Regions from separate parts of the Homo sapiens genome. Here all the other regions are linked to region 3. Evidence: chromatin loops called from intact Hi-C (ENCODE). Cell type or tissue: gastrocnemius medialis. All regions are shown on one strand. Each heading gives the region's core, and the rest is flanking DNA. Links, peaks and the distances in the headings are about the cores only.

Region 1 (7,722 bases), core at 1,709-6,708, 560 kb before region 3:
TTTTCTACCCTAAGTTGCACGCTCCATTAAGTTATCTAATGGTTTCCAGGAAGTAATGGAAACCCAGAGTCATGCACCCCACTTCTGCTAGCAGTCATTCGGGGCCCCACTGTGATCCCGTCCTCAGGGCACCAGGTCATGGAGTAGGTGAGGGTGTGTCTCGGCATCCAGGCACACACTCATTTCCTCCCTCACTCTAATTGGCTCAGGGGTGGACATGTGACACCTTGAGACCCAATGAAGTATCTCCTGGGACTTCTGGGAAACAGCCCTTTGCTTCTCCTCACTGGTTTACAGTAAAAGGATAAGGGCTGGGGCCTTGGCAGCCATTTTGCTCCCCTGAGAGAAGGGCCTGAAGTTAGAGCCCACAGGAAGAGGCAGAGCTGAGAGGGAAAAAAACACCAAGTCTTGTGACACTGAGCAGTGGAATCTGCCTGTCCTCCTCTGGACATTTCAGTAGTTTAGTCATTCAGTTCCCTTTCTTGCTTCATCTGGTGTTGAGTTTTTCTGTCACTTATTGCAAAGAGTCCTAATTGATGTGAACAGAAGGGAGAGGTTTCCTTTTTTTCTCTCTCTCTGATCCAAAATGACTGGTAAGTTTTCTTCATTCTCCTTTGCACCATGACCCAAGTTTCTTTCTCCTGTCCTCTGTGACCCAGAGTGGCCCTAAGAGGCAGGGCACGTGGCTGCTGGAGGCCCCTCAGCGTGCGTGAGTATCTTAACATTTCTCCTTGAAATCCTCTGTAGAAATGTAACTGACTCCGCCAAAGAGGGATGACCAAACTCATAAGGAGTGTAAGGAATTTGCACTTGAGATGCCCAAGAGTCTGATTCTGACATGCTAAGGTTTTATCCCAAAAGTTAAGATTTCATTAACAAATCTTTATGCAAAAGCGCTTGGAGAAATTTGGCTTTAAATTCAAGTGCAAAGCGTAATCCTTTTAATAAGCTGGGACCAATGTTTTGAAAGGGAGAAAAAAATTTTCAGTGGTAATTCAAATATGTAAAATAAACTATTTATCTACTAGTTCTTCTGAAAGGCTTATAAACATGGTAACTGTAGTAGAGAGTTTCTCATATTACTTCATTTTTAAAAAATCCTTTAGTTTCTCTCCAACTTATTAAATACTCAACATACAGAAAACTTGCAAAAAATAATCAAGTGGACGTCTACATATCCTTACCTAGATTTACCAATTGTTACTGTTTTGCCATATTTGTATTATATATACATATATGTGATTTTTTTTTTGAGGAAGCATCTGAGAGTTAATTACAAGCATCATGACACTGAACCCTTGAATGCTTTAGCATTTCTCTCCTATTAAATGAGATAATTATATAATTATCACACTCAGGAAATTAACATTGATAGAATACTAATTATTATTATTTTTTTACACAGGTATCACTCTGTCATCCAGACTGGAGTGCAGTGGTGAGATCATGGCTTATGTAGCCTTGAACTCCTGGACTCTCAACACAGCCTCCCAAGTAGCTGGAATTACAGGCACATGCCACCACACCCAGCTAATTTTTGTATTTTTTGTAGAGATGGGGTTTCACCATGTTGCCCAGGCTGGTTTCAAACTCCTGGGCTCAAACAATCCCACTTTGACCTCCCAAAGTGCTGGGATTACAGGTATACGCCACCATGCCCAGCTCACAATACTATTGTCTACGTCTTTGGTCCATATTCAAATTTTTTTCTTTGTCCTAAGAATATCTTTCACAGTTGACTTTTTTCTTTTGACACAAGATCCACCCAAGTATCATGCATCACATTTACTAATATTTTACTTTTGAACATTATGCTACAGCCTTTTTTCTAGTTCTTAATGAACTATCTTGGGTTATTATGAAACTGATAATTGTTCCATGAGTTGCTTATTTTCTATCAGTTTCTATTAGTTCTACTGATTAATTATTGAGAGAAGTACCTAAAGAATTACCTAAAGCCCACAAGGGTTTGGGCATTTGTGTAATTTTTTAAACCTAAGAGAACCTGTTGATTTTATACTTACAAGCAAAACCCATCCTGTTGCATTATACATTATCACAGGAAAAAAAGTAATCAAAGGAGGTTGGTGGCAGATGTATGATGATATTGATAATGTAGTGATGGGGATGATGAAGCTGAGGAGAAGGAAGGAGTATGGTGATTTTAAGTCAGGTTGACTGAATTAAAGTTTTGCCTGAAGATGTATATCTGTGTGCTCTTTTGTATTATGAGTGTTTTGCCAAAGGTAGCTGCTTCACATACCTCCTGGAGCTATAACCGCTTCCTTCAAGATCACTGCCTTGACCCCATTATCACCAAACCTACACCACATCCCAAAACTACAGTGCCATGCCTCCCACTCACGGACTGCCATATGCCACGTCTTTACTTGAGAATGGCGCTGTCCCGCAGAATGTTCTACAAGGATGGAATGTTCCAGACATGCACCATCCAGTACATGTGGCCACTGAGGGGTATGACTAAAGTACTGAAATTTTAATTTTATGTAACTTTAAATACTTTAAATAGCCACAGATGGCTGGTGGCAACCATATGAAAGAGTGTGGCTCTAGGTCATGGCTGCAAAACTGCTTTTCCCCTCAGAGCCCCCAGTTCAGATTCGCTGGCCAGCACCTCTCACAGCCCATACACTGTTTAGAGTTCACCAGTAGGTTATGGTTACCTCAGAGAAGAATTCAGAAGTGGTCATCTTGTTTAAAATTCACAAATCATCCCTCTTCCAGCCCAGCCCATGCAGAACTCCCCGTTTGCCTCCCTGATTGATTTTCTCCATGCATTTACCATGGCTTGGCATGCTGTGTATCTAACTTATTTAATTGTTTACTGTCCATCTATGTCCACTGTGATGTAGCCTCTCTGAGAGGAGTTTCCTCTGTCTTGTTTCCAGCTGCATCAGTAAACACTTGGGAGTGAAGCAGGCGCTGTAGACCATCGCCCGGGAATGCCTACGTCTCACCAGCACCACGTGCCTTACATATCACGCACATCCAGGATGCCCATACACCCTCAGCATGGTGGGGAACACGGGAGGCAGCAGGGTAGAGGAAAACAGGGGGCCCTAAACAGGGCTAAGTTCCAGCTTACCACTCATAAAAATAGTGGTACTTTTGGCCAGCTGGGTTGTTATGAAAAGTAGAAATAATAAATGTGAACAACCTATCGTGATGCCAGCAGCAGAGGATAGCCCCGTGCACATGTAGAATCTCACGAATGTGATTCAAGTCAGGCATCTTAAAACCCTTTTCAATGATACTTTCTTATAAGGGAGCAGGCAACGTGTTTCACTAGGGAATAAAAAAGAAGGGCCCTTGATACCTCTGGAAAATCTCAGTGCTGAGTGCTTCATCTGCGGTAACTCATTCATGAGTGGTCATTATCCTCATTTTCAGTTGGGAAAACTGAGGCCTAGAGAAGTGTCCTGAATCCCAACGTCTGTAGCGGGACATGAACTCACGAACCTCCTGCAGTGTGTTTCCAGAGCCTGCCAAGTCACTCTGCTGTACCACCTGGCATGTGACGTGCCAGACTGAACAGCAAGGCAACTGGAATGAAAGTCCCTCCTGTCATTCATTCAAATCCAGTGAGTCCCTCCTTGTAAGCATTGAATGAGGTGAGAAGCGGGAGGTTGGTGAGAAGGGCAGCTGCTTCCTGCTCCACACAGTCCAGGAAAAGTGGCTGACCGGCCACGCAGCTCACATAAAGAGAATGGGGGCATTTTTATGTTAGGATAGTTTTAGCCACGCAGTTCACATAAAGAGAATGGGGGCATTTTTATGTTAGGATGGTTTTAGGATCTTTCAGAGGCCACTTCTTGTTTGCTCCCTGGCTGAAGGAGCCGAAGAGCTGCTCATTCTTGCTCTTGCGGGGGGGTGGGGGGTGGGTTGGGGGGAATCTCATTTCAAGGTCAGAGACTGAAGGAGTTGCCTCTTTGGATCTGCACTAGAGTGCCAAATGCCCAGGCTTAGGAATTATTTTTAGTTGGGAACGTCACCCCAGAATGTTGTGATTCCAGAGATCGCCACCCAGGCAACCCTCATGCAGATGGCTGAGTAATGCAGCAGCCAGCACCAGGGCTCCAAGGAGGGGCAGGAAAGAGAGAGAAGCCAGTTCCTCGTGTCCTCATTTCAACTGACTGTGTGTTCCTGGTACCCTGACTTTTCCTGGTTCCTGCAACTCCAGACTCCTGCTGGGGACAGAAGAAATGTGGGTATTTCCCGGTCCTCTTGTCCTCTCCAGGCTTTCTGATTTTGAGCAGGGTGAGTACTATGCTAGTTTCCCAGATTCTATTTTCATCCTGCTGGTGCTGGATCCAACTCTGGACATTACAGCATATCCCAGCAAAGCTGTCACAGGCTGGCCAGGAAACATAGGACGGGAGGGACAGAAGGAGGGGGTGAGAAGGGAAGACTGCAGCTTCCTAGCTTCTCCACCCACAGCCAATGGAAAGGGCTCTGAAGGTGACTTATATGGCCTTTGGAACCCACCACCAGGGAGAGAACTCAACAGGTGCAGACTGTTGAGCAGACTGTTGAGGGAGATGATAAGGGAAGAGACCAGGAACTGGAAGTTGGGCAACAAGTCTTCTAGCCAGGGATGTTGTGGAAGCCCATGCTTCATAACCTTATGTGGATAGGCAGTCGATGGTCTTATCTGCATAGACCCATACTCTGCTGCTGACATGTGCGCCTTTCGGGTGATGACGCAGTCCTTTCTGCCCCATTACCTATATACATGTGCAGAAGTTCTTCACCATACTCTAGAGTCCAACTTATTTGTCTCTTTTTAAAACGTTCAGTTAGGAGGCTGGGCATGGTGGCTCACACCTGTAATCCCAGCACTTTGGAGGCTGAGATGGGCAGATCACCTGAGGTCACAGAGTTCAAGACTAGCCTGAACAACATGGCAAAATCTCGTCTGCACTAAAAATACAAAAATTAGTCGGGCGTGTTGGTGGGGGCGCCTGTAATCCCAGCTACTAGGGAGGCTGAGGCAAGAGAATCACTTGAACCCGGGAGGCAGAGATTATAGTGAGCCAAGATCGCACTACTGCACTCCAGCCTGGGCGACAAGAGCAAAACTCTGTCCCAAAAAAAAATTTTTTTTGGTTAGACAGTAATCTATACTCCTAGTAAAATCACCATCATCATCATCATCATCATCATCATCATCACCCAGCCCTGGCTTCTTTATATTAAACTACTGCCTCCCAAAGATAAAGGCCAGATGTACTCTTTGCCATAACTTTCACCACATTCATATAACCAGAGGCAAACACTGTTTTTGATAATATTTTATAAAACCATTTCCTGTTTTATAAAACTGGATTCATGCTGTGTACATTTCTGTGAAGATTGCCTTTCACACTTCTTGTAGTTTTTTGCCAGGCCAAAAAGTGTTGCAATAGACATCCTCAAGTACAGATACTTTTATTTTTATAGAGTAGATTCTGAGAAATGAGATTGTAGGGCCAAAGGGTATGCGCATTTTAACTTTTTAATGGATATTGCCGGATCACTTTCCAAAACAGTTGCGGTTATTCCTGTTCCCACGGGCAAAGTATGCAAGTGCCTTTTCCCCCAATCCTTTCCGGCACCAAGGTGTCATTTTTTCTCACTTTTAAGCAAATAGATTGCATGAAATTATCTTACTATTTCTTAAAATTTCATTTTTCTGGCAAATAGTCAAATTAATTATATTTTCATATGTTTATTGATCGTTAGTAATTATTTTCTTCAAAACTATCTATTAATATTTTATGACTATTTCGCACTGAGATTTTAAAATCTTTTTATTTTTCAAGCATTTTATTGTGTTATAGATGTTAACTCTTTATTTGTCACATATATTTCTCTGTTGATCATTTGTCCTTTGACTTTTTTTATGATAGTTTTTGCCATAATATTTTAAAATACAAATATCATTGGTATTTCTTGTGTTGTTTACAAAAAACGTTAACCGCAAAATCAAAAGCAAAGTAATTAGAAAAGAGTATGGTGATATATACAAGAAAGTATCAATTACAAGCACTGTTTATCATTAAAATAGAAATAACCCGAATATTGAAATATTAAGGGTGTAATTTAATTATAGTATTGTATACAATCACAGCCATCAAAAAGCAGATGACTATGATTGTATACAATACTAGAATTATAACTATTTACATGAAATGAGACTCAAAATACATATTTTGATGTGAAAAATAAGGTTACACGGCAATATGTATCTTATGACACCAACTATTTATATTTTTATAAGTGCATAGAAAATACTTGGGATATGAATAAAACCAACTACGTTTTATGCTAGTGAAATTACGTGTGTTTTCCCATTTTTTTATCTATGTGTATACATACTTTTTAAAAATTATCTCAAATTAATTCTGTAATGAAAGAATAAGGTCTATAAGGATTTACACACAAAATGTATTATCCCTTGGGAGTAGAATTGGGCTAAGAATCGTTGTTAGCTGAAGGAGTCTTTCAATGTTAACTCTACACACCTATGTGTTATTTAACTTTTAAAAACACGTTATTTCTGAAATATTTTAAACTAACCAAATAAAAAGGAAATGAAATGTGGATGTCAGGAAGTACTCCAATAACATGAAGTTGACATAGAATAAATCTTTTAAGGTCACCCTCTGCGCGCCCTTCCCTGCTCCGCTGTCAGCTGTCCCATCCTTTCCTGTGGGTAACTGTGGGTATTATTTACTCTGAGTCCTATCAGATCCTCTAAAGGTGCATTATGTATGGATATGCATATTTACAAATCTCTACCTTTTCAAGAAGGCTAATGTCACAGGACAATTAATTGAGAAGTAATTTTTTAGGAGCTCAAGCCATTTTGTTGCCTGCATTTTGACTTAATTTATGAGGTCTTCTTGGTCCATAGATTTCAATTTTTGTGTAGTCAGACCTCCTGAAATTTCCTTGCTGTATCTTTTATTGCTTCAAAACCCGTAGTCCATCGCCAAATTTTAAAATACAATCTATTCTCCTTTTTTTTAGTGTTTTCTAAGGTCTTTGTTGTTGTTGTTTTTTATATTTAGCTCCGTAATTCATCTAGAATATATTATTCTGCATGTTGTGAGGTAGGAATTTAACATTTTTTTCTAAATAGAGAATCAGTTGTTTCAATACCCTTAGTTGACCAGTTCAAACTTTCCCTGCACTTGAATGCTACTAGTAGAATATTCTATGTTTCATGTTTATGCTCTCTTGGGTTTCATTACTCTCTTTGATTCGTTCTGTAAGCTCACACACGGGTTTAACTACTATAATTTAGAGTATAACTTAATATCTGGTAGACCATGTTCTCCTTCTTGTGCTTCCTGAACTTTTTCCTGGCTATTCATTTACTGTTTAAAAAGAATGAAGAGGCAGTGAGCCAAGATCAAACCACTGCACTCCAGCCTGGGAGACAGAGAGAAACTCTGTCTCAAAAAAAAAAAAAAAATATTAGATTATGAGAACAAAATACAGGAGGTGGCTGGCAAGATGGCCAAATAGGAACAGCTCCAGTCTGCAGCTCCCAGCGAGATCAACACAGAGAGTGGGTGATTTCTGCATTTCCAACTGAGGTACTCGGCTCATCTCTTTGGGACTGGTTAGACAGTGGGTGCAGCTCACAGAGGGTGAGCCGAAGCAGGGTGGGACATCACCTCACCCGAGAAGTGCAAGGGGTCAGGGAACTCCCTC
Region 2 (7,722 bases), core at 1,886-6,885, 180 kb before region 3:
GGGAGAAAAAAAAGCATACTTTTTGAGGACTCTTCCCAAATAAGATTCCTTTTTCCTCTGGTTTGTTACTATTTGTTAGCATCTGTGAGTGAAAGGGATGTGAGGGTTTGATTTGGCCTAAATTCCCCTCTAGAAAATTCCCTTTGGGAAGAAAAAAGGCTCTGATCACCAACCAAAGGCCATATATTCTAGTCTCGGCCCCCACCACTTGCTGGGGTCCTCTGGGGAGCTGTGGAAAGTTCTGGCATCCTGCCGCACCTCAAGGCTCTGCTGTGGTCATCTTGGGTTCTAGATGCCCCCGAGGGTGGTAATGTACAGTTAGGGCACCCTGGACTCCACGCAGCCTCAGTAAGCCTTTGCAGGGCAGGACACTCTTGTCCCTGTGTGCAAGTCATTGCTTCATGTAATTTGCGTAAATACAGGCTCTTTTCTACCCAAGATTAATCTTTTTAATTAGTTAAGCTGCTATGTTATAGGAAACAAACATTGACCCTTAAGTACATAATTGGCACAATTGAAACAATTAAATTATTTTCCCCAGGAGAGCATTCAGCAAAGCAATTCTTGCTGTAGAAGGAACAGCACAAAAAGCTGGAAGGAAACTGAGGCATGCGTGAAAGATAACTTGTCAGTGTTTGCAGTCTACTGAGATCCCCGCTGCAAGAAAAGGCAGGATTTCCACTTGCTTCTTGGCCCGCCTCTGTTGTCCAGAATCCAGGACAGGTGACAAGAGAAGCAGATGTGATCTGCACAAGCTGGCTCAGCTGGGTTGGGAGTTGCTCTTCCTGGACAGGCCGGGAAGGGTGCTGGAGGGGAGGGAGGAGGAGAGAGGTTTTAGGGGAGGGGTGCTGAGCAGTCAGGGACCTGTAAGGTCACATTTCTTTCAGGTATTCTTTCTAGGTGTACTGAATGGGAACATTGTCTGTCATCCCTAGACTGCATTAAAGACCTAAACTGCTTCCATTTATCTTTGGTTGTTGGACTGAAGTTTCTAATGTACCTGGTGACACAGAGCACAGCTCTGTGTTTTTATGGGTTGCTTAGTTCAAGATCTGGATGAAAGAAGCCTGAACCCATTTTTGTGCAAAAGCCTAAGGGTGTACAGCAGGGATGCTCAAACTTTTGTTTTTATAAGAACCCACTTTTATATTAAGTAGGTTTTCTGTGTGTGAGAAGAAATGCTTGAACATGGAAATGAAAAGTTCTAACTGTAGGATGGAGTTTACAGTGAGTATGAACCTCCCTCCCCACCTCCAATCCCAGGGCCCCTTCCATCTGTACTCACACCTGTAATCCCAGCCCTTTGGGAGGCCGAGGCGGGTGGATCACTTGAGGTCAGGAGTTCATGACCAGCCTGGCCAGCATGGTGAAACCCTATCTCTACCAAAAACACAAAAATTAGCCAGGTGTGGTGGCACATGCCTGTAATCCCAGCTACCTGGGAGGCTGAGGCAGGGGAATCGCTTGAACCTGGGAGGTAGAGGTTACAGTGAGCCGAGATTGCACCACTGCACTCCAACCTGGGCGACAGAGAGAGACTCCGTCGCAAAACAAACAAACAAACAAACAAACAAACAAACTTGTGAAAGAATGAAAAGCTTTTCCAATTATCAGAAAGGAAAGACACCTACAACCCATAATATTGTCGACTCTCTACTGAAGCAGGCATTCACAGAGGCTATGAGTGGAGTATAAATTATTGCCATCTCTTTGGGGGAAGATGAGACACTATCTAAAAAAAATTTAAAAGAAATATGTCACTTCCTGGAACTTATCCAACAGATCTACTTACATAGTTCTTAGGAGAAAAGGCTCATGGCATGTGGGCTCATAGTTGCATAGGCAAGGGGGCTTTCCCCAAGGCCATCTTTGTGCCCCCAGTGGCTTAGTGTGTTACCTTCCTTGTAATTTGCATTTCATAATTATTCATTCTAGCAAAATTCCTTTCATTTTGCCACTTTCTAGTTGTTTGGCCTTGGAAGATCATTGAGTTTTTCTTCATCTCAGTTTTCTCATTGGAAAATTGAAGTGTGCACTATTTGCTGTCTAAGACTACTCTGGTTACCATGACTCCATGATAAATTACCCCAAAATATGGTGGCATGCAACAATTGTTTTTTATGTGCATGAATTCAGTGGGTTGGGAATTCAGACGGGAATTCAACTGAAAGACACTGAGGCTGGGGGCTTGCATACCCTCTAGCCTTACTCATGTTATGTGTCTGGTGATTGGAGCTGGCTGTTGGCTTGGGGGCCTCAGTTCTTCCCCGTGCTGTCACTCGATGTCAGCTAGCTGGGGTTCCAGCAAGCATCCATGAGAGACAGAAAACCAGGTGTAAACTCTATGGCTTTTCCACAACTCCCCATTTAGCTTTGGAAGTTATACAGTATCATCCCCACTGCATTCTGTTAGTTAAGATACTTATAAAGTTCTGCCCAGGCTCGAGGGAGAGGTACAGCAGTGTACTAGGGCTGCCATGACAAAGTACTATAGACTGGATGGCTTAAACAACAGAAATTAATTTTCTTACAGTTTTGAGAGTAGAAGTCTGAGATAAAGGTGTCAACAGGGTTGGTTTCTCCTGAAGCCTGTCTCCTTGGCTTGTGGATGCTGTCTTCTCCCTGTGTCTTCATGTGGTCATCCCTCTGTGTCTGTCTGTGTTCTAATCTCCTCTTGTAATAAGGACACTGTCATATTGGGTTAGGGCCTACCTTAAGGACCATATTTAGCCTTACTTATCTCTTTAGAGACCCTGTCTCCAAAGGCAGTCACATTCTGAGATACTGGGGGTTAGGGCTTCAACATATGAATTTTGGGGGAATACAATTCAGCTCATAACAGGAGGGAACATAGATCCCACCTCTTGAGAGAAGGTTAGCATCACACGATACAGAGAGCTTGTGGGATGGCTCATACCAACATCATTGTCTTTGGAAAATAAAATCAGCCAACATGACCTACAACACCATCCTGATACAATTTAAATGACATAGATGAAGGTGATTAATAATGACAGCATCATACTGGTGTAATGTACGTGCAGTAACTTACTGGCCTCAAGGATAGGCCTCTGGTTGAAGTGCCCACATGCCCGGGATACATCTCATCACCTAGGTGGATGATCTGAGCATCTACTGTGTGTAAAGATACACATGGCTGGGATTTTGAACATGAATAGACGTGACCCTTTGAATTAACCTTGAAAACAACTTGTGACTCTAATGAGGTTTTTTTGTTCCTATCTCCCATGACATAGGGCTCAACTCTAAGCTTTCAGAAAGCATCTCTTGAAAATAAAATCTTGGATGTTGTAGCAAGTGCTGTGTACATGCTCTTCAGCTCCTAGCCCCATCCTACTACTGTGAAAGTGCATGCCTGTAAACTGCCACCCTCCAGCATCTTTTTCTGGCCATTAGAGCCTGATTTTCCTGAAGATTCAGCAGGTTGGAATGCCAGAGAAGTAATGCCCTACCTGCACCCAGCAGTGTTCCACCAGTGGCTATGGGAGTGGCTCACACACTCCAGCTACCTTCCTTCATGGGACTGGAACCTGGAGTTCCCAAGAGGGATTAGGCTCTAGTTGTCCATGGGGCAGCTGTTTTACTGTCACCTTCCCTGTCCTGTCTCTCTTCCTGTCTCCACTCCCTACAGTGCTCCCAGAGATAACTTCCCAAATTTGCTGCCTGCCCTTGGATGTTATTTTAGGGTTGGCTTCTGAAGGAACATAAACGAAGACAGACAGATGTGCTGGGTAGCTATGTGTAAGATCACACTGAAACATAGCCAAGAACAAGGCACTCAGCCACTCCCAGGTTTAAAATCAAGTTTCCTACTTTGTCTCTCTGGTCTGAATCTGAGTGAAAGCCCAGGCTCCTGCGTCACCTGGGCCACCTAAGGATCTCCCTCCAGCCTCTGGGTGCTGAAGCTCCACCTGCCCTCACCACATCACAGGAAACCGCGAGCACATCCTCCTGCCTTCTCCAGCAGTCTCTTCAGTGAGCGCCTGCAGAACTGCATCTAGAGCACCGGGCCAATATTGTCACCTTCCCTGTCATGGCTTCCTTCCTGTCTCCACTCCCTACAGTACTCCTGAGAGCCGGGAGCACTCCCTGGAGCACTCCCTGATTCGTTTTATCTTCTGCACAACTGTTTGGCTGGAATAGGAAGCAAATGGCATGGAATTTGCATATGAAAAGCCATTCCCACCTGTGTCCTTGTGTCTGTAAGGATAGGAGGATCCAATCTTCTTATCTGGTAATTGGTCAACTGGGACTGAGGGTTAGTGGGAAACCTGTGTGCCCCTACAGGCAGGAGGGGGACGGGGTGACCCTCTCCGGTGGCTCTCAGTCTGCCAGTGTCCCTGGACTGTTTCCAAGCCCAGGGTTCATCTGGGACAACTGGGCAGGGGGCTATCGCTGCAGCCAGCCCCTTCCTGGGTGTACTGATGAATCAGGCTTCCCTGGGGCTCTGGGGAGGGTGATACCCCTTGCCCTCCCCTTCCAGAGCCTTGTGCACTCCAGGTGCTCACCCTGGAGCTGCCTCCCTCCAGTCTTCCAGACTCAGGCTTAGCTGCCTCTCAGCAGCATTTCCCTTTGCCCACAGAGGCCTCCTCTCCTCTCCCAGCTGAGTGTTCACCACTCTTTATTTTATTTTAAACTTTGTTTGGGTTAAAGTGTTTTCTTTCCTCCCTGACCGTTTTTCTCATCTTCTGCTGCCTTTTCCTTCCAGTTGCGGGTTCTTAGGTTCTGAGCCTGGGAAGCTCAACAGTCCATCTGGTGTTTGTAGATGGCCTCAGGGGACCTGACGCATGTCCACATGCCCTTTGGAGCTGAGGGGTGGATAGGACACCTGGGGGCACACAGTCCCCCACCCCGTGCTGCTGGGACAGGACACACTGACCCGAGGCCCCTTCCGGCTTCCTGTGTGGCTCCTGGCCTGGCCATGGGAGTTATGAAATCAGAACTGGTGACTGCCACATGCCTGGGGCCTCAGCCACAGCCAAAACCTAAACCAAATGAAGTCAAATCCCCACCTTAACCCATCTGGAAACAAAAACAGTCCCAAAGAAGAGAGAGACGTGAGCCATTTTGGACAGGTGTGTGATTCTGAAATTGAGGGAATGAGCAAGAAACAGAAATGCGCTCACCAGACCAGTTGCTGCATCCACTGGGCAGTCTGGAGCCGTGTGTGTGTGTGTGTGTGTGTGTGTGTGTGTGTGTGTGTGACGCTGACGAAGAGTTTTGAAACACTGAACTGACAGGGACTTAGAGGTGGAACTGTGTGACCAAATGCTTTTAAAAACGATTAAACTAACTTTACAGAATTCATCCTGAGGAGGGAGAAATGGGCCCTGTTGTAAGGCTCTGGATGTGGGAATTAAAATGCAGGTACTGGCTTGGCCCAAGAGCTGAATGCACTCTTAAGGAAACTGAATCTTTGCCACAGTCGGCAAGCTCAACAGCGATGATTAAACATTTAATCAGACACATGATACTTTGTTGTGTGTTCATTGTGGCTACAGGAAAGGGTGCTGTAACAGATCTTTAAATAGCAAACCCGCGGCTAAATTTCACTTCATCCATCAAAGGCTGCTGCTATGCAATGACCTAATTTTAGCAGCTTATCAATCCCCCAGTGCTTGTTAGTTGATGTAACTTTGATCCTCTGATGCTAGATGACTTTTGTGCTGAATATAGCTAGAATTTAATATGAATCACTTGGATGGCTGCCCAGCTGAGCTCAACTGTATGAGAGAGAGAGAGAGAGAGAGAGAGAGAGAGAGAGAGAGAGAAATAGAGGATTCGGGCTACCGAGGTGAATAATAATATACACATAGGCTTCCTTTTTTTTCTGGGGCAATCAACTCCATATCTCTAGGCATGTATTTCAAGCACAATACCCTTGGACTTTTGCTTTATTTCTCCCTCCTAAACAATGAGACTCTTCTCCCGGCAAACATACATAGGAGGTAATAATAAGCTGCTACTGCCAAGATCTGATGACAGTGTCAATAATTGCAAGACATTTTAAATGAATTTTTTCTAAGCAAATCATTGCCTTTTGCAGTGAGCGTTTATTTCTACATAGGAAGAGAGGAGCTGAGATGTTACGAAGGAGCAGAGAATATCTTTAACAGCCCTCCTCCTCTTTCATTTTCTAAATTATTAGATTGTGCTTTTTTGGCTTTCCTACTGTCTGGCTTCTCATCTGAATTTTGAGATTTCCTTCCATCCTTCTGGCTCTTTGGCAGAACCACCTGTGTCCCAGGCATCCTTCCTGGACGGATGTGGCTGTTGCCTCACTCTTCTCCATTTGCCCTCATTGACATTATTTCTACCCATAAAATAGGGTCCTGTGGTTTATGTTCTTCATTTTCTGAACCTGGCAGGAAAGCTTCCTAGACAGGAGGCCTGGGCAGACACTGAAACACACCGGACTCCTGGATGGGCCTGGCCCCGGACAGCTTGCTGGGGTCTTGCCCACCCTGTCACTCCACCACTTTCTCATCCAAGTTGGGAGAGTCTTTTCATTTCCTCTAATTTCTCCTTCCAGGATTTAACCACTGCCTGCTTAAAACCTCCTCCACTGCAGATTGGGGGTGGGGGGGTTGGGAGGAAATACAGCTTAATCTGACTTGGCCACTGGTTAGCAGCTTGGTAGAGGAGGAAACAGGACTCCCCATCTCAGGGAAGTCTGTGGATCTCAGGGTATTTCATCTCCCTGGGATTCCTGTGCTATTATCTAGGGTGTCCTTTGAAGAAGCTGTCATGGTACAGGAGGCCTTTTCAATGGATATAAGATGCCTTAAGATCCTGAGAAGAAAGATTCCTTTAAAAAGAGATAATAAGCTTCTGTAATAAAATGTCCCAAATGAAATTTACTTTAAATACACACACTGTTCAAACTAGCTTCTAGGTAGCTTGAGAAATGGCAGTGCCACAGCAGCGGTCCCCAACCTTTTTGGCGCCTGGGACCGGTTTTGTGGAAAACAGTTTTTCCATGGATGGGGGTAGGGGAAATGGTTTTGGGATGAAACTGTTCCACCTCAGATCATCAGGCATTAGTTAGATGATTCTCATAAGGAGTGCACAACCTAGATCCCGCTCATGCTCAGTTCACAGTAGGGTTTGTGCTCCTATGAAAATCTAATGCCACCACTGATCTGACAGGAGGCAGAGCTCATGCGGTAATGCTCACTCACCCGCCACTCACCTCTTGCTGTGTGGCCCAGCCCCCAACAAACCATGGGCCGATAGTGGTTCATGGTCCAGGGACTGGGGACCCCTAATCAATGGGACATTGTGGCTAGAGAGGAACAGAACATTCTATTTTACACTCTAACATTTCAGTAATAACAAAATACTATTTCTACAGACCAGCCCTGTCAACACCTTCATCTTGTTTCACATTTGTGAAGGTCGGGGAGGCATCTGGAGCTTCTTGATGTGTCAGCTCGGAATGCTGCCTGTGGGCTGGGTCGGCTTCAGGCCTGCAGGTCAAGGTAAGGGTGCATCTGTGAGTGCCTGTAGAGCCAGCTCATTCTGAGATTCTGTCCTGGGAAAATCCCGCAGTGGGAGAGTTGGGGAGGGGCAAGGAGGGTCACTTGAGATTCACAGGAGAGGATCTCCGATGTTCATGCCATCCAATGCTCAGACTCATTGGTCATGGTTCAGCTATAACTGTAACGGGGCCAGGTGCTTTGCCTTCTACCCACCAGAACA
Region 3 (7,722 bases), core at 1,711-6,710:
TTGTACTATTCCATTTATACAAGGTATAAAATCCAGTAGAACTAGGCTATGCTGTCAGAACTCAAGATAATGCTGGGCCCAGTTGTGACTGGGAAGGGGCATGTGGTGTGCTTCTATATGCAGTGCGGGTGATCCACTGTTCTTCTTCAGAGGCTGGATACATGGACATGCTCAGTTTGTGAAAATTCAACAAACTGTACACTTAGGAAAGGTGCTGCATTTATGTGTGTGTACGTGTGTTTATATAACTTAAATGTGCATCTATATACCTTAATTTTTTTTTTTTTGACGGAGTCTTGCTCTGTCACCCAGGCTGGAGTGCAGTGGCATTATCGCGGCTCACTGCAACCTCTGCTCAAGCGATTCTCCTGCCTCAGCCTCCTGAGTAGCTGGGATTACAGGCACACGCCACTACCCCTGGCTAATTTTTGTATTTTATTTTTTTTAGTAGAAATGGAGTTTCACCATGTTGGCCAGGCTGGTCTCAAACTCCTGACCTCAATGATCCACCCACCACGGCCTCCCAAAGTGCTAGGATTATTGGCATGAGCCACTGCGCCAGGCCCTTAAATTCTTTTTGAAATGGGCTCTTGTTCTGTCTCCCAGGCTGGAGTATAGTGGCATGATCATATCTCACTGCAGCCTTGACCTCCTGGGCTCAAGCAATCTTCCTACCTCACCATAAATTTAAACATGAAAAAGAGCAAGGACAGTTCTGCTGTGGGGCATGCAGACATAAAGCTCCAGTGGGCCTTGTAAAGGCAGAGCCGTCTTCAGACACCACCACCCTTGCCCCACAGCACTTCCCTCACTGCCCTGTGCTCTGGTCCCTATGCCCCTTCTTAGGGAATGTGAGTGCTTCACTCAGGGATAAGAGGGCCTGGCACTTGGCAGAGGCCACCGGCCCTGGCCCTTGAACTGTGATGGGATCCCTAAGCGCTTTCCCTACGGTGTCAGGGCTCTGAAGTTGCCAAGAGGACAACAGAAAAACGTGTTGGTGTGGTGGTGGTTGTTTTCAACATGAAAACTCCAGATTATCCGGAACAATGGTAACCCCCAAGAGCATGTGGACTTTTGACGAGGAGGATCCAGGGATTCTTCTAGAAGGTATTCAAAAGGACAAGGAGAGCAAAGTTTATGAGATCAGAGAGATCAAAGACCTGAAGGGCAGTGCTTGGTCCCAGGGTCCTAGGAGGAGAGAACCCCAGGAAGAGGAGGGAATGTCGCAGAGCCAAGGAAATATGCTCCCAACTTGCAAACTTTCAAAAGTTATAATCCAGCATTTAAAAAATTATTACTGATACATTTGATTCATGAAAAACTGACTGTTCCTGAGGAAGAAACTCAATTACCTCTTAGAAACTCTTAAAAAAAAATCATCCCTAGACAAAAGAAGAAAAACCAATTCAAAACTTCCACTTCCTCATTTCTTTGCGGCATCTCAAGTGCCCTTAAGGAAAACACACACACACACACACACACACACACACACACACTGAGACACACAGACCTATTTAAAAACAACAGGTATTTTCACATTGGTGCTCTGACCTATTTCTGGATTAGAAACTGGATTGCATGTCCACAAAGCCATCTCCCCACCTGGTGTTTGCTCTACACAGCGGTTGGGAAAGTACAGCCTCAGGGTCTAACAGAAAATGCATCTCTTCTTCTTTTTTATGATCGAATGCCATGAATTTACTAGTTTATAGCATCTACTTTTGCATTATATACGGAGGCCAAGATTGGAGCTTAGCCCAGTCTTTTCTGGAAATGGTTCTTTTGAAATCAGCAAGTCCGCTTAAATAAAAGAAATATTCCTCTGCCTTCCCTGGTGACTTGCATCCTCATTTTCATTCTTTTTCAAGACTTTGTCAAGAAGTCAGTAATAGGAGGTCTGTTCCCATTAAAGAGTGTGGTAGTGTGTAAGTCCCTGTGAGTCTATCTGCCATGAGGACCCTTCCATATGTAGAAACATGACAAAATAAATATTTAGGAAGGAATTTCAAAGAAGTTCAAATCTAGATATCCTCATCAGGGATAATACAGGAGCTTGAAATACATGTGCAGATCACCTGGTTCATTAACTGTTGAGACATGGGCTGTGAGGATCCAGGATCGCTCAGCCCAGCAATCACAGAGAAGGCCCACTGTGTGGTGAGGCTGCAGAGGGAACACCAAGGGTCCAAGCGGGCACCTCTAGGGTTGCAGGGCATCTCTGCCTCAATTATTGCCTTTCCACTGTGGATTTACACACTGTATTTCCACAAATAAAATTTTATTTTACAACATTTATCTATGCTAAAAAGAGTTGAAAACCACTGATCTATTTGAGGCCTTTATTTCACTTGAGCAGGGAGAAACATGACTGGTCAGGGATTCTCAAAGAGGAAGATAATCAGATAGATGAGAGCTGTCAAACATGTCAGCAAAATGAATGCTACGAAACAGTGGCATTCAACTTCAACAAACGGAACTCTCCCTGCTCAAGGAAACAGCTAAACACAGCAGTTTAAAGTTTTAAAGGTGATCATATTTAACATGTTTGAGAAGATTAGAGAATGTAAACTATCCTTGAAACAAGAAGAGGCTGTTACAAAAAAGAACTATAAAACTTTGAAATTTAAAAGATGATTGTTAATGAAACCTAGCAAAACAGACGTGATTGAAGAATAAATTAGTGAACTGAAAGACCAAGGGGTTCTTGTAGAATGTCATTCATGGGGACAAAGAAATCCAAGTAAGAGACAATTGACACGAGCGGGAGCTAGACGTTTCTTTATGTATTTACTAGGAGTTCCAGGAGGAGAGAACAGAGAGACTTGAGGGAGGAAAATAATTAAATAACTGATAGAAGAAAATTGATCAGAACTTTTCCAGTTCAAAAGCAGGGCCAGCTTCCTGGATATGTGGCCCTTGTGGTCACGTAAGGCTCTAAGCTCAGAAGGACTCTATGCTTGTCTGATTCTCATCTGTTGCCATCTTGAAATGCTTCATAATTTGATCTTTGAACTTGGGTTTTGTAAGTGAAGTCCGACGGAGCCACAAACCGTGTGCATGTGCAGAGACACAGGTGATATATGTGTCCCCGTTCCTTGCTGCTCCATTCACGCTCCCAAGGCCCATGCATACAGAATTCCAGTGGATTCCGGTGCAGTTCAGCGACACTGAAGGCGAGTAGAAGGTAATCGTGCTCTACCACAGAAGGAGGGGCATATGGAAGCCGTACAAAGCCACACACGATCTGTTGGAACCAGAACTTGTTTCAAATGCCTAAAGAAGGCAAAGGCCTTCTAAGAAACAGAACAATGAAGGCATCCTATCCCATCCCTTCTTACCTGGGCTACTTCCAGTATTCGACAACCACGAACTTTGAAAATGATGACATACGAGGAAAGATGAGGACAGGGCAACCCAGAGTTCCTGTCCTTCAGTGCTTTCTCCCTCATTAGTCAGCTGAAGATAAGAGGGTGCTGGCGCACGTGCATGTAGCAAGAAGTAAAATACAAACAGTTGAGCTACTTTTCAGCAGCATTGTCGCTGTTATGGTAGAAATGAAATACACATGCATGCTCGAGCCACATAACACAAACCATAATTTCAGTGATTCCTCATGTGAGTTAAACACTTTTGTATTTGCATTTAAAACTAGCATTGCACAAATGATAAAATTCATGCTAATACTTTAAAATTTTAACTTGGAATGACATTAAATAACATGAAAAATGCAGCACATCAAGAAAGAGACTCTGGAAGAGAGGAAAAAGCTGTATATTTTAGTATTGTTATGCCTTTTTCTTGCTTTTTGAACAGGACTTCCACATTTTAGTTTAGCACCAGGTTCTGCAGACCAGATAGCCAGTCCTATTTAAAAGGGCCCACCAACGCATGGCAGAATGCATTTTAAAAAGATTTATTTTGGAACTTCAAAGGTAAAGAGAAGTTTTTGAAGTTTCCAGAGAGAAAGAAGGGTTAATTTACAAGAAATGAAGTGCCTGCGGCCAGCAATGTGGAGCTGGGTCAAGAGCGCTGTGGCTCTTTGAGCATAGGGCACCGACTGTGGCTGGCCAGGGCTTGTGTGTGGCCCAGGGCTTCTGAGCAGGCTCATCCCTTCTGAGCAGGCTCATCCCATGTCTTGACCTGGTCTGGAAACCAAAGGAAGGTGCAGCGGACAGCAGCTGGGGGGCAGGGGTAGACTGGGCACACGAGGCTCATTGTGAAATCCCAGGGCGTCTCCTGGGAGCTTGTCTGCACAGAGCTGGCAGGGCCAGTGCTGGAGCCAAGCCAGGTTCCAGAAACGTGCCCAGACACAGCTTGGCAAGGTGGTGGGCTGCAGCATGTGAGGACAGGAGGAACACAGTGTCCCTGAGCTCTGCTGCTCCAGAGCTGGGCTCCGTGGAAGAACCAGGAGGCTGAAGAGGGTGAGTGCACCAGCACTGAGGTGCGCCATGGGCTGCTTTCGAGGCTCAGGTTTCCTGTGTCAGTGGATGGGCAGGGCCAGCTCTGTGTGCTGCGGGTTTGTGCGCTGAGACACAACACATGCAGACACACACAGACATACAGATACATGCAGACACACAGACTCATAAGACACACATGTACATACAGACACACAGATACATGCAGACACACAGACTCATAAGACACACAAGTACACACAGACACACAGATACCCAGATACACACAGATACACAGACTCATACAGACACACATGTACATATAAACAGACACACAGATACATACAGATACAAAGACTCATACAGATACACATGTACATACAGACACACAGACACACAGGTACATAGATACACAGACTCATACAGCCATACATGTACATACAGACACACAGACACACAGACACATGCAGACACACAGACTCATAAGATACACATGGGCATACAGACACATAGATACATACAGATACACAGACTCATACAGACACACATGTATGTAAGACACACAGACACACAGATACAGATACATGCAGACACAGACTCATAAGACACACATGTATATATAGACACACAGACACAGATACATGCAGACACACAGACTCATACAGACACACATGTACATACAGACACACAGATACACGCAGATACACATAGACATGGACATACACATGTACATACACACACAGACCCATAAAGGGACACTTAGACACACAGACACACATACAGACATACACGCAGACATACATGCAGACGTATATACGGACACACACACAGACACAAAATGGAAACTTTTTCCTTGGCTCTTCAAATACAGAAAAATCATCCAAACAATTCATTTTGGCCAAGCCAACTCATGCCGGCATTAGGAGTTGGGGGCCAATGCAGAGAGTGCAGCTCTGCCTGCTGTCCTTCTCCTTTACTGCCCTGGTAGAAGCGCTGATGAGCACGGCAGCCAAGGCTGTCCAGGAGGGGATGCATGGAGCACAATGCTTGGACACAGTCCAGCCAGCAAGGAGAGGCTGGCTGGGTCCCTCCCAGGGCACCCAGACTGTTCCAGGGCTGTGGGAGGCCCAAGAGAGGAACAGAGCGACCCGTTTCCCGAGAGCTTGGCAGCCTCAAAGTAGTGGGGACGTCATGTTCTGGGGCCCGAGGGAGAGGTCGTCAGCCATAGAAAGAGGGAAAACTATGTGGGGAAGGAGCCATGGGCTAAGGTTTCAGGCCCCAGGAAGGACTCGCTGGAACAGCACGGGCTGAGTGGGAGCCCATGCCAGGCCAACAGTGAGGCCTGGCATGGGAAAGTGCCTGTACAGCCGCCTTGTGAGGAGTCAAAGACGTGGAGGACATGCCGGGAGAAATGAGCACAAGCAGGTTTCCGTGCTGCCGAAATTCTGTGCATCCTGAAGATGCTTCATTCCAACGGAGGGAATGCAAGTCCACAGAGGTTTCCAGAAGTCACCAACCATGGAATGCTTTCTCTCTTCCACTGACAATACCCATGCAAGAACACGGCAGAGGCTGAAATGGTCTTGGGGCAGGGGAGAGACTCCGGCCTCGGAGGGTCTCACCCTACTGCACAGCACATTAAGCCCACCCTGCGAGGTCGACAGAGGGCTGAAGCTGAAAGCCCATTGTATGGGCAACAAAGGACGAGCACCCAGGCTGGGTTGCCTCCAGTCTCTTTCCTCAGTGTGGCTTCCTGGGCAGAAAGCACATGGCTGGGTTGATCCCTATGGCAGGCCCAGGCCAGGTGAGGCAAGTGAGTGTCCTTAAGCTACGCCCCAGTGTCCCCTTCTCTCACCTCAGCCCTGGCCCTGGCTGAGGAGAACAGGTGGTCCTCAGCCATCTGGGGGTGATGGCAAGCCTGGAGCGGGTTCCGTGCAGATCACATAAGAACAAGGCTGAAGTACTAGGGACACTCACACAGCCCCGGCTTCCCAGGATGGACCTGGGGGTGGCAAACGGCTCTCCATCCACAGGGACCCCTGGGCTGGGCCATGTAACTGTAGGGCATTGCCAGAATCAGGGTCACCATGGGCTGGGCACTCAGAGGCTGTTCCAGGTGGGAGTCCACACTCCAGGCCCAGGGCAGTGCCTGCCCTCCGTGGTAGAAAGAGCTCATGCCTTTCTAGCACAACTCCTGAAGGGTAAATAGCTACAAGTGAAGGGGCACCCTATGCAGGGAGGACAGTCATCAACTGTCATCAACACTGACTTTTTGTTTGTTTGTTTGTTTTTGAGATGGAGTCTCGCTCTGTTGCTTTGTCACCCAGGCTGGAGTGCAATGGCACAATCTTGGCTGACTGCAACCTCTGCCTCTTGGGTTCAAGCGATTCTCCTGCCTCAGCCTCCTGAATAGCTGGGATTACAGGTGCATGCCACAGATGGCTGTGACATGGCTGGTTTCATACCCCCACAGTGAACTACGCACATGCGGTAACTGTGGCTCAGGTGGTACGGAAGGCACAGTAGGAGGCTCAGGTCATCTGGCCACTAAGTCCTACCCTCACATATCTGGGTGCTTTGGTTATACAGAACCCATGTCCTGAAGAATCCATATCGGGCTTCTGTCTAGGAAGATTTCACACCCTGCGCATTGCAAAAGGCCATGGAAAAATGGTGGCTGCTAAGAGTTATTACTTATAGAGGCAAAGTGATGTGCAAATATTATAGAAGGTCAGTATTATTATTATCATCATCAATATCTTGTGCAGAAGAGGAAACCAAAGCTCAGAGAGGTTGAGCAACTTGCTCAGTTTCACACAGACAGTAAAAAAGCATTTTTAAAAGATCCTCAAATTGAGGTGCTCTGGAATCCATGGACATAGTCCACCTTCCTGGAGCATCTGAAAATCCACTGGGTATAATATGGAGACCATGAAGGTTTGCTGTGCCTCCCTCCCCAGCCTATCCTACTCTCCTTTGACAACCGTGGCCCGAACTTCAGCTCCAGCGTCTCCAGTGATGTCTACATCATGACAAAACTGAAAGTTAAAGGTAAAAGCAGTAATTATCTGCAAAACAGCTAATTTTTGTTTCGCTGAATTTGTTTAATTTTGCAGCTGTTCTGGGGATCTCATGATTCATAAGGAGCCCTACAGATCTAGAAGGTTGTGTGTCTTCTGCTCTAGAATCAGAACCAATAGGACATATATAGATATGTGAGACATTATAGGAATTGGCTCATATGTTTATGGAGGTGGAGAAGTCCCATGATCTGCCATCTGCAGGTTGGAGACCCAGGAAGGCTGGTGGTGTAACTCAGTCTTAG
Region 4 (7,722 bases), core at 1,061-6,060, 150 kb before region 3:
GGAGGAGCCACCACGCTGGGCAGCAGCCAGAGGGGCTCATTAGGAAAAGAGGGAGAGAAGAAAGGAGGCCAGGATTAAGTAGAAAAGGGAGTAGATGTTCCTGCAGAAAAGAATGTTCCAAGTATTTTATTTATTTTTATTTTTAACATAGGCTCCCTGGTGAGACCTTCTGGTTTTAGCTGTTGTTTTCTTTGCTTCTGTCAATACGGTCTGGAGTTGAAATCGCAGACTGAACTGTTGTGCTCTGCGGGTGGCGATATGGAAGCACGAGGCTGTCTCTGACAACCACGTCACGCAGGCCGCTGTCCCTCCTACCCGGATGGGCTCTGTGCTGGGCCGGGAATTCTGCCCCCAGGGCTGATGTGAGGACGAAGTTCTTCACTTATCTGTTATGAGTTTTCACCGTCAACTACCCCTGCTCTTCTTTTGGGGTGAGAGATGGGACTTGTCTTGGAAAGAAGGCTTTGCTTTGCCCTTGGGAAGGTGGAGAGTTGCGAAAAAGAATGTGAATGGCTGGGCTTAATGGTGCGAGTTGGTTTTGTGTGCTCTAGGGTTAGAAGTCTGTTTTTCCCATGGGAGAAGGGTTTTGTCTTTCTGGTCCAAGAACTCGAGGACCTTGCTAGAAGAGCGTTCCAGCCACATTCTCTTTTCACCTGCTTCTGGAGTTTGGGGTTGAGCAGCCTGGAGTGCACAGAACCTTGGCATCCCTGGTTCGGGGTTCCGCAAATGGGCCAAGCCCACTCTCAGAGCTGTGCGGGTGAATCCAACAGTGCCTGTACCCTGCCTGCTCTGGAAATGAGGCCCCTGGAGAAAGGAGGCCTGGACTCTGGAGAGGGGACACCAGTCCTGGGGCCTGGCCAATAGACAAGGACACAGGGATCTTTGATAAACAGGGTTTGGCTTTCTCCTCAGAGTTGTGATTTCTTGCCTGGTTCCCAGGAGCCCCTGGGAAGCTGGACCTGGAACACTGGAGCCTGATATTCTCTGTTGTGGGGAATCCAAGGTGAAGTGTGGCCACGCCTTGGGCTGTTCTGGAGAGCTACAGCGGGAGAGAAGTTCATGGAGTTCTGTGACACAGTGACTGGCCAGGAAGCCCAGAGCAAGAGGCGACAAGACACAGCCAGATCAGGGAGAAGGCCTGCCAGCAATCCAGACATCCACGCCGTGAGCTTTCTGCAAGCCCTCAGGCAGGGCTCCGGAAGGCCACCTCTGGGATGGTGGGGTCCTACAGGTGGGCAGAGCTGGGTTTACTTTAGCAAGATCATATGTTCAGAGGTAAAGCCCATGGGGGTGAAGACTTGGCAGGTGCATTCCACCAATCTGGCCATGGGAGGAAGGACACCTGTGCTTTTTCTGAGTGGCCACGTGTTTTTGTGGCTCTAGGAGTCAGGGTTACAGCCAGATTAAGAAAAAACAGAACCCCAAATGCTGTGAATTTCAGGCTTCTTTGGCCATTCGGGTAAAAAATAACCTGTGCCAAGTGGATCAAGCTTGATGTGGGTGCGAGGGAAGCAGCATGGTGCTGTCATTTCAATCAGGGCACAAACACTGGAGAGAAAATAAATACTTTAGAAGGCACTTGACCTTTTAATGTGGAGTTCTAAAAATGGAGATTGAACACAGTGATGCTTAACAGAGGCAAAGAGAGCCAGGCTGCTATCAGATTCTTTCTACCCAAGAGTCTGGCTTTCCTCCCTGGCATTAGCAGGGCATCCCTGTTACCCAGGTGAGCACAAGAACAGCTGTTACCTGGATGAACCTAAGAACAGCCCTATTACCTGGGTGAGCACCAGAACAGCCTGTTACTTGGATGAACCTGAGGTTAGTTCTGTTACCAAGGTAAGCTGGGAACAGCCCTATTATACAGGTGAACCTGAGAACAGCCTGTCACCTGGGTGAATCTTAGAACAGCCCTGTTACCTGGGCGAACCCGTGAACAGCCCGTTACCTGGGTGAACCTTAGAACAGCCCTGTTACCTGAGTGAAACTGAGAAACCTGTTACCTGGGTGAACCTGAGAACAGCCTGTTACCTGGGTGAACCCGAGAACCCTGTTACCTGGGCGAACCCGAGAACAGCCTGTTACCTGGGTGAACCCAAGAACCGGGTTACCTGGGTGGCAGCTCTCCTGTTGGCTAGAGGAGCTGAGGCTGGGCGGGGCACCCTCTTGTTGAGTACAGACGGTTTTGTTTCTCCTCCTTGCTTTGCTTCGTTACTATGTTAATCTCTTCCTCTGTATGTTTTAGCAGCAAGTGTATTCTCCTGGTTAGAAAACAAGAATCTCTTGCCCAGCTGGGCCTTGTCCAAACCCTAACATTTTCTTTAAACTTCTTTCAAAGCGCTGGGTTGCAGTCTGTGGTGTGGGACGTCCCTCATCCCAAAGCACTCTCCTGGCCCAGGGGAAGAGAAGATGGGAAGGGCTGCTCTCCTTCTGGTCCTCCTTTCTCCAAAGTCCCTCTCACCCTGCAGGGAGAGCTGGCCATACATGTCCTGCTGGGCTAGACCTCTGATTTTTTTTTTTTTTTTGAGACGGGGTTTCGCTCTTGTTGCCCAGGCCGGAGTACAATCAGGCAATCTCGGCTCACTGCAACCTCTGCCTCCCAAGTTCAAGTGATTCTCTTGCCTCAGCCTCCCAAGCAGCTGGGATTACAGGCATGCGCCACCATGCCCAGCTAATTTTGTATTTTTAGTAGAGACGGGGTTTCTCCCTGTTGGTCAGGCTGGTCTTGAACTCCCGACCTCAGGTGATCCACCCTGCTTGGCCTCCCAAAGTGCTGGGATTACAGGCGTGAGCCACCACGCCCGGCCGACCCCAGTGCTTTTTGGAGTCACGTGGGGCCTGTGCAATCAGAGGGCCTTTTGTGGGGAGTTATCTGTATACAATGGGCTTTCTCTTCAGGCATAATTTTAGCACATTTTAATAGGAAAATTCTGTCTGAAAGTATGCCAACTAAAAAAATCAGATTGTACAGAGTGGATAAAAATACCCTGGCTACTCAGCCAAATGCCAGCCCTCCTAGTCCTTATGGCTCCAGGGAGAGTCCCATTTGCTGGGCGCTGCCTCCTTTCCAGCACCAGGAGAGTGGGGGGGTCAAAGGCCGTTTGTCCTCTGACTGCCTTTTTCTGCAGGCAAACTAAAAGTGACCTGAGTGCTCGGCCAGGGGCATGTGGAAGGGACTGGGAGTAGCCCTTGGCCACCGAGGTCCAGTGGAAGGGAAGGCTGGCCACGCTGCTGCAAGGTGTCCCAGACTCAGCCTGAGTGTCAGGCCCCTCTCCTCCCTCACTCTCTCCCTCCCTCCCTCTGCTTCTCTTCTCTCCTCCCTGCTGCGAGGGACTTTTCCTCGATAAGGATGCTGGGATTTTGAACTTGGGATAGGGAGGTGAGCCGCTCTCTGAGCTCTGTGGAGTTGATCTCTGCATCTGCCTGTGTTCAAGGCTGTTTTCATTGACTGTCTCTGTGGTACCACGAGCCACAGGATGGGATCAGCTCTTTTGTTTTCATTCAGATTTCATGACTAATTTCTGCACTATCGATCACCCCCCACAAGCTGGTGACTCACTCTCTCATCAAGGAGGCCGGACCCCACATCCCTCTGCCTTTTCTGATCTGTTTACGCAGCACTGACAGAGGAGGTGAGAAATCCAATGAGCATTTTTCTTTCTGAGTCAATTGTCTGATGAAGCAAGAAGCTGGGAAGCAAGTGAACATCCTTTTCTCAAAGTCTGGAAAATGACAGGAGCTTGCCGTGCTGCGTTCCCTGGAAGTGCGAGTAGAGCAGGTGTCCTCCTATCTCATGGTAATCTCAGGCCGCTCTTGTCTGCAGAGGCCCAGGGAACTCTGAGCCAAGTGTCATGTGTCTGCAGACGCATCCGCAGCAAGGGACAGCTCAGATGCCAGCAGCTTCCGGTGTGCTCAAGGGTGCCGGCCAGGGCCAGAGGGGAGGCAGCTTCCCAGTGCTGGCCGTGACTTACAATTTATAACTCTGTGAGCAAGCCATGGGGTGGTGCCCCTGTTGGGGTCCCTGCCTCTCTGTCAGGGAGAGTTTGTCACCCTCATTCCCATAAGAGGGCCTCAGGCCTGACCACAAGATGGGTGTGGCAGTGCAGAGAGCATGTTGGCAACTCGGAAATGGGAGAGGTCAGGGTGAAATGTGACCGCAGAGGTGTAGGCCGCCCCTATTTGCAGCTTACCCTTGACTGAGATTTTTTTTTTTCTTGAGATAATGCCTAGCTCTGTTACCCAGGCTGGAGTGCACTGGCACAATCTCAGCTCACTGCAACCTCCGCCTCCCAGGTTCTAGCCATTCCCCTGCCTCAGCCTCCCGTGTAGCTGGGATTAGAGGCACCCACCACCATGCCCGGCTAATTTTTGTATTTTTAGTAGAAAAAGGGTTTTGCCATATTGACCAGGTTGGTCTTGAACTCCTGACATCAAATGATCCTCCCTCCTTGGCCTCTCAAAGTGCCGGGATTATAGGCGTGAGCCACCGCACCCAGCCTTTACTGAGATTTTTAAAGAGAATGCAGGCCGGGTGCGGTGGCTCACACCTGTAATCCTAGCACTTTGGGAGGCCAAGGTGGGCAGATTGCCTGAGCTCAGGAGTTCGAGACCAGCCTGGGCAACATGGTGAAACTCCGTCTCTACTAAAAAAAAAAAAAAAATAATAATAATAATTAGCTGGGCATGATGGCCTGTGCCTGTAGTCCCAGCTACTCCGGGGGCTGAGACAGGAGAACTTCTTGAACCTGGGAGGCGGAGGTTGCAGTGAGCTGAGACGGTGCCACTGCACTCCAGCCTGGCGACAGAGTGAGACTCTGTCTCAAAAATAAATAAATAAATAAATAAATATAGATAGAATGTGTTTGAAGTCCTTGTGATGAATTTAGGACAGTAAGCATGTTGATAGATCTGCCAGGCTACAGTTCAAATACTGTTGAGTTCCATGCAATAAACAGTTGAGCTGGTTCTCTCCAACCCTCCAGAGGAATAAAGCCATTACTTGATGCTGGGTTCTCACTGCCTGTGCCGTGCACCCCTCTGGCAGCGTGGTGAACCTTATGGATGCCTGATCAGAATGATGTTTCTAATATATGAAATAAATAAAATAAATGATATAGTTTGGATGTGTGCCCCCACCCACCCCTCAAATCTCATGTGGAATTTTCATCCCCAGTGTTGGAGGAGGGGCTTGGTGGAAGGTGATTGGATCATTGAGGTGGATTTCCCTCTTGCTGTTCTCATGATCGTGAGTGAGTTCTCATGAGATCTGGTTGTTTAAAAGCGCATAGCATCTCCTTCTCTCTCTCTTTTCCTCCTGCTCTGGCCATGTGACATGCCTGCTTCTTCTTTGCCTTCTGCCATGGTTATAAGTTTCCTGAGGCCTCCCCAGAAGCAGAAGCCTGTACAGCCTAAAGAACTGTAAGCCTATTAAGCCTCTTTTCTTTGTAAATTACAATCTCAGGTATTTCTTTATAGCAGCGTGAGAACAGACTAATACAATAAAACACATGGGATGGGTGTATTGTACTTTCTAAAGGTAGTGTGATGGTGTCCCCCAGGCCACATGCTTTTCTCTCATCTGAACTTGTCACTCCCCCACCAAGTCCATTTCTCTACCTCCTGGAATTCAGGAAGCCCTGAGAATCCCTGGACCAATAGAATATGGAGGGAGTGATGGTGTAGCAGCTCTGAATGTAGCTCTTGACCGTCCCAGCACCTCTTCCCTCTTTGTGAGAAGCAGGCTTGTGTAAGAAGCATGACCGCCTAAGACCACCACACTGTGGGAAGGCCAAGGCCCGTGTAATGAGGTACCATGTTCAGAGGAAGACCAAGGAGCACCAAGGAGGCAGCAGACTGAGTGGAGAGGAATATGCAGGGGATGCTGTGTAGTCAGAATCAAGCTTCCCAGGTGAGTCTCCCTCAATCTCCTGATCCACAAAACTGTCAGCAAAAGAAAGTGGTTGCTCTAGGCCATTAAATTTGTTTTTATTTTGTTTTCTTTTTGTTTGTTTGTTTGTTTTTGGAGGGGGTGCTGGTGTCACTCAGCAATAGAAAACCAGAGCACAGGATTATCAAGGAAATGAATTCTATTAAATTACAAGAGGTGATGGTTAATTTTATGTGTCAACTTGACTTGGCAATGGGGTGCCCAGATATGTGGTCAAACATTATTTTGGATGAGATTAACATTTGCATCAGTGGACTGAGGAAAGCAGGCTCTTCCTAATGTGGGTGGGCCTCAGCCAATCCATTCAAGGCCTGAATAAAATAAAAAGGCAGCCCTTCCCTTGATGAAAGGAAAATTCTTCCCATCTTATGGCCTTTGGTTTGGGACATTGTTTTTTTGTTTTTTTTTGAGAGGGAGTTTCACTCTTGTTGCCCAGGCTGGAGTGCAATGGCGTAATTTCGGCTCACTGCAACCTCCGCCTCCCAGGTTCATGCAATGGCACAATCTCGGCTCACTGCAACCTCTGCCTCCCAGGTTCAAGCAATTCTCCTGTCTCAGCCTCCTGACTAGCTGGGATTACAGGCATGCACCACCACACCTGGCTAATGTTGTATTTTTAAGTAGAGATGGGGTTTCCCCATGTTGGTCGGGCTGGTCTCAAACTGCTGACCTCAGGTGATCTGCCTGCCTCGGCCTCCCAAAGTGCTGGGATTACAGGCATGAGCCACCGAGCCGGCTGGGACACTGGTTTTTTTGTTGCTTTTGGACATGAATGGAAAACTAGCTCTCCCTGGGTCTCAAGCCCGTGGCCTTCAGACAGTAACTGACACCATTGGCTGCCCCGGGGTCCAGCTTGCCCGTTAGCCCCACCGATCTTGAGGCTTGCCTGACTCTCTCTGTTTTTCGCTCTCACCACTGCCCCTACCCCCACACCCTATTGGTTCTGTTTCCCTGACTAATACACAGGTTAAACCAAGAATGCCAAAGGGACTCTTAGAGTTTATGCACTTGGTTCTCACTTATCAGCAGGCAAGAACAGTAGTCAGAAAATACAGTTGTGCATTGCTTCACAACAGATATACGTCCTGAGAAATGCATTGTTAGGCAATTTTGTCATAGTGCAAGCATCCTGTAATACACTCACACAAACCTTGATGGTAGAACCTGCTATGAACCCAGGCTATAGGGTTCAGCCCATTGCTTTTAGGCCATAAACCTGTACAGCATGGGACTGTACTGAGTACTGCAGGCAACCAGACACAGTGGTATTTGTGTATCTAAATCTATCTAAACGTAGATAAGGCACAGTAAAAATATGGTATAAAAGATAAAACATGGTATCCCTCCATAGGGCAGCTCATTAAAAACGCCTTTGTATATGCAGCCTGTCCTTCGCTGAAATGTTGTTGCATGGTGCTTCACTGTACTTAGCACCTCAAATAGGTAGAGATGTGTGCAGGTCTTGGGACAATAACAGGAACTCTGAGACAAGATTTCTGCCCTTTAGGGAGCTTTACATCTTGCTTAGAAAACCCATAGAAGGAGTTAATGATGCACATAGATGCATAGGAGAGAGCTAAAAGGCCAGCCCCCCAATTCCAAGCTTCAAGAATTTTGAACCCCAGGCCAGGGTTTCAGGGCAGCTGGATCACTTTCCCTGGAAGGATGCACTGTAGCAAGCTGGAGAGGCTCCCACCACCCAGGAGAGTGACTGGTGGTCTTTTAGCAGCAGAGATGGCTTGTCTGCAAACATAGTGAAAGATGCAGGTTGTTTA

What was found. Hi-C counts contacts between places; a loop is a spot of excess contacts. Peaks named below come from ENCODE experiments on the same cell type or tissue, not always from the same donor. Only the 100,000 strongest peaks of a DNase experiment are listed, where the experiment ranks them.
Region 1: a loop joins it to region 3, with 4 times the contacts of the local background. A loop is called at or near these places in 3 of 110 quality-filtered maps.
Region 2: a loop joins it to region 3, with 18 times the contacts of the local background. A loop is called at or near these places in 5 of 110 quality-filtered maps.
Region 4: a loop joins it to region 3, with 7 times the contacts of the local background. A loop is called at or near these places in 10 of 110 quality-filtered maps.

Annotation. Positions count from the first base shown.
Region 1 is chr9:91,479,903-91,487,624 of GRCh38, reverse strand. It overlaps a transcript of NFIL3 not described here. Among named protein-coding and RNA genes, the nearest start is that of NFIL3, 60 kb to the right of the region's middle. In gastrocnemius medialis, for the core only: no CTCF peak of the experiment used is centred there; DNase peaks (open chromatin) are centred at 4,095 and 4,418; H3K4me3 peaks cover 1,034 bases; H3K27ac peaks cover 1,576 bases.
Region 2 is chr9:91,098,202-91,105,923 of GRCh38, reverse strand. It overlaps LINC02937 (long intergenic non-protein coding RNA 2937), which reads left to right. Exons shown (of 6, transcript NR_184105.1): 3 at 542-1,227; 4 at 3,258-4,255; 5 at 7,376-7,502. Among named protein-coding and RNA genes, the nearest start is that of LINC00484, 17 kb to the left of the region's middle. In gastrocnemius medialis, for the core only: no CTCF peak of the experiment used is centred there; DNase peaks (open chromatin) are centred at 3,535, 3,963, 4,873, 5,603 and 1 weaker place; H3K27ac peaks cover 3,558 bases.
Region 3 is chr9:90,917,901-90,925,622 of GRCh38, reverse strand. No RefSeq gene overlaps it. Among named protein-coding and RNA genes, the nearest start is that of LINC02957, 75 kb to the left of the region's middle. RefSeq lists an enhancer at 1,389-1,438 and a silencer at 4,127-4,289. In gastrocnemius medialis, for the core only: no CTCF peak of the experiment used is centred there; DNase peaks (open chromatin) are centred at 4,322 and 5,602; H3K4me3 peaks cover 883 bases; H3K27ac peaks cover 3,166 bases.
Region 4 is chr9:91,067,643-91,075,364 of GRCh38, reverse strand. It overlaps LOC100129316 (a long non-coding RNA gene), which reads left to right and starts at 233. Exons shown (of 4, transcript NR_033912.1): 1 at 233-1,839; 2 at 5,738-5,908. RefSeq lists an enhancer at 3,563-4,468. In gastrocnemius medialis, for the core only: no CTCF peak of the experiment used is centred there; a DNase peak (open chromatin) is centred at 3,844; H3K27ac peaks cover 3,468 bases.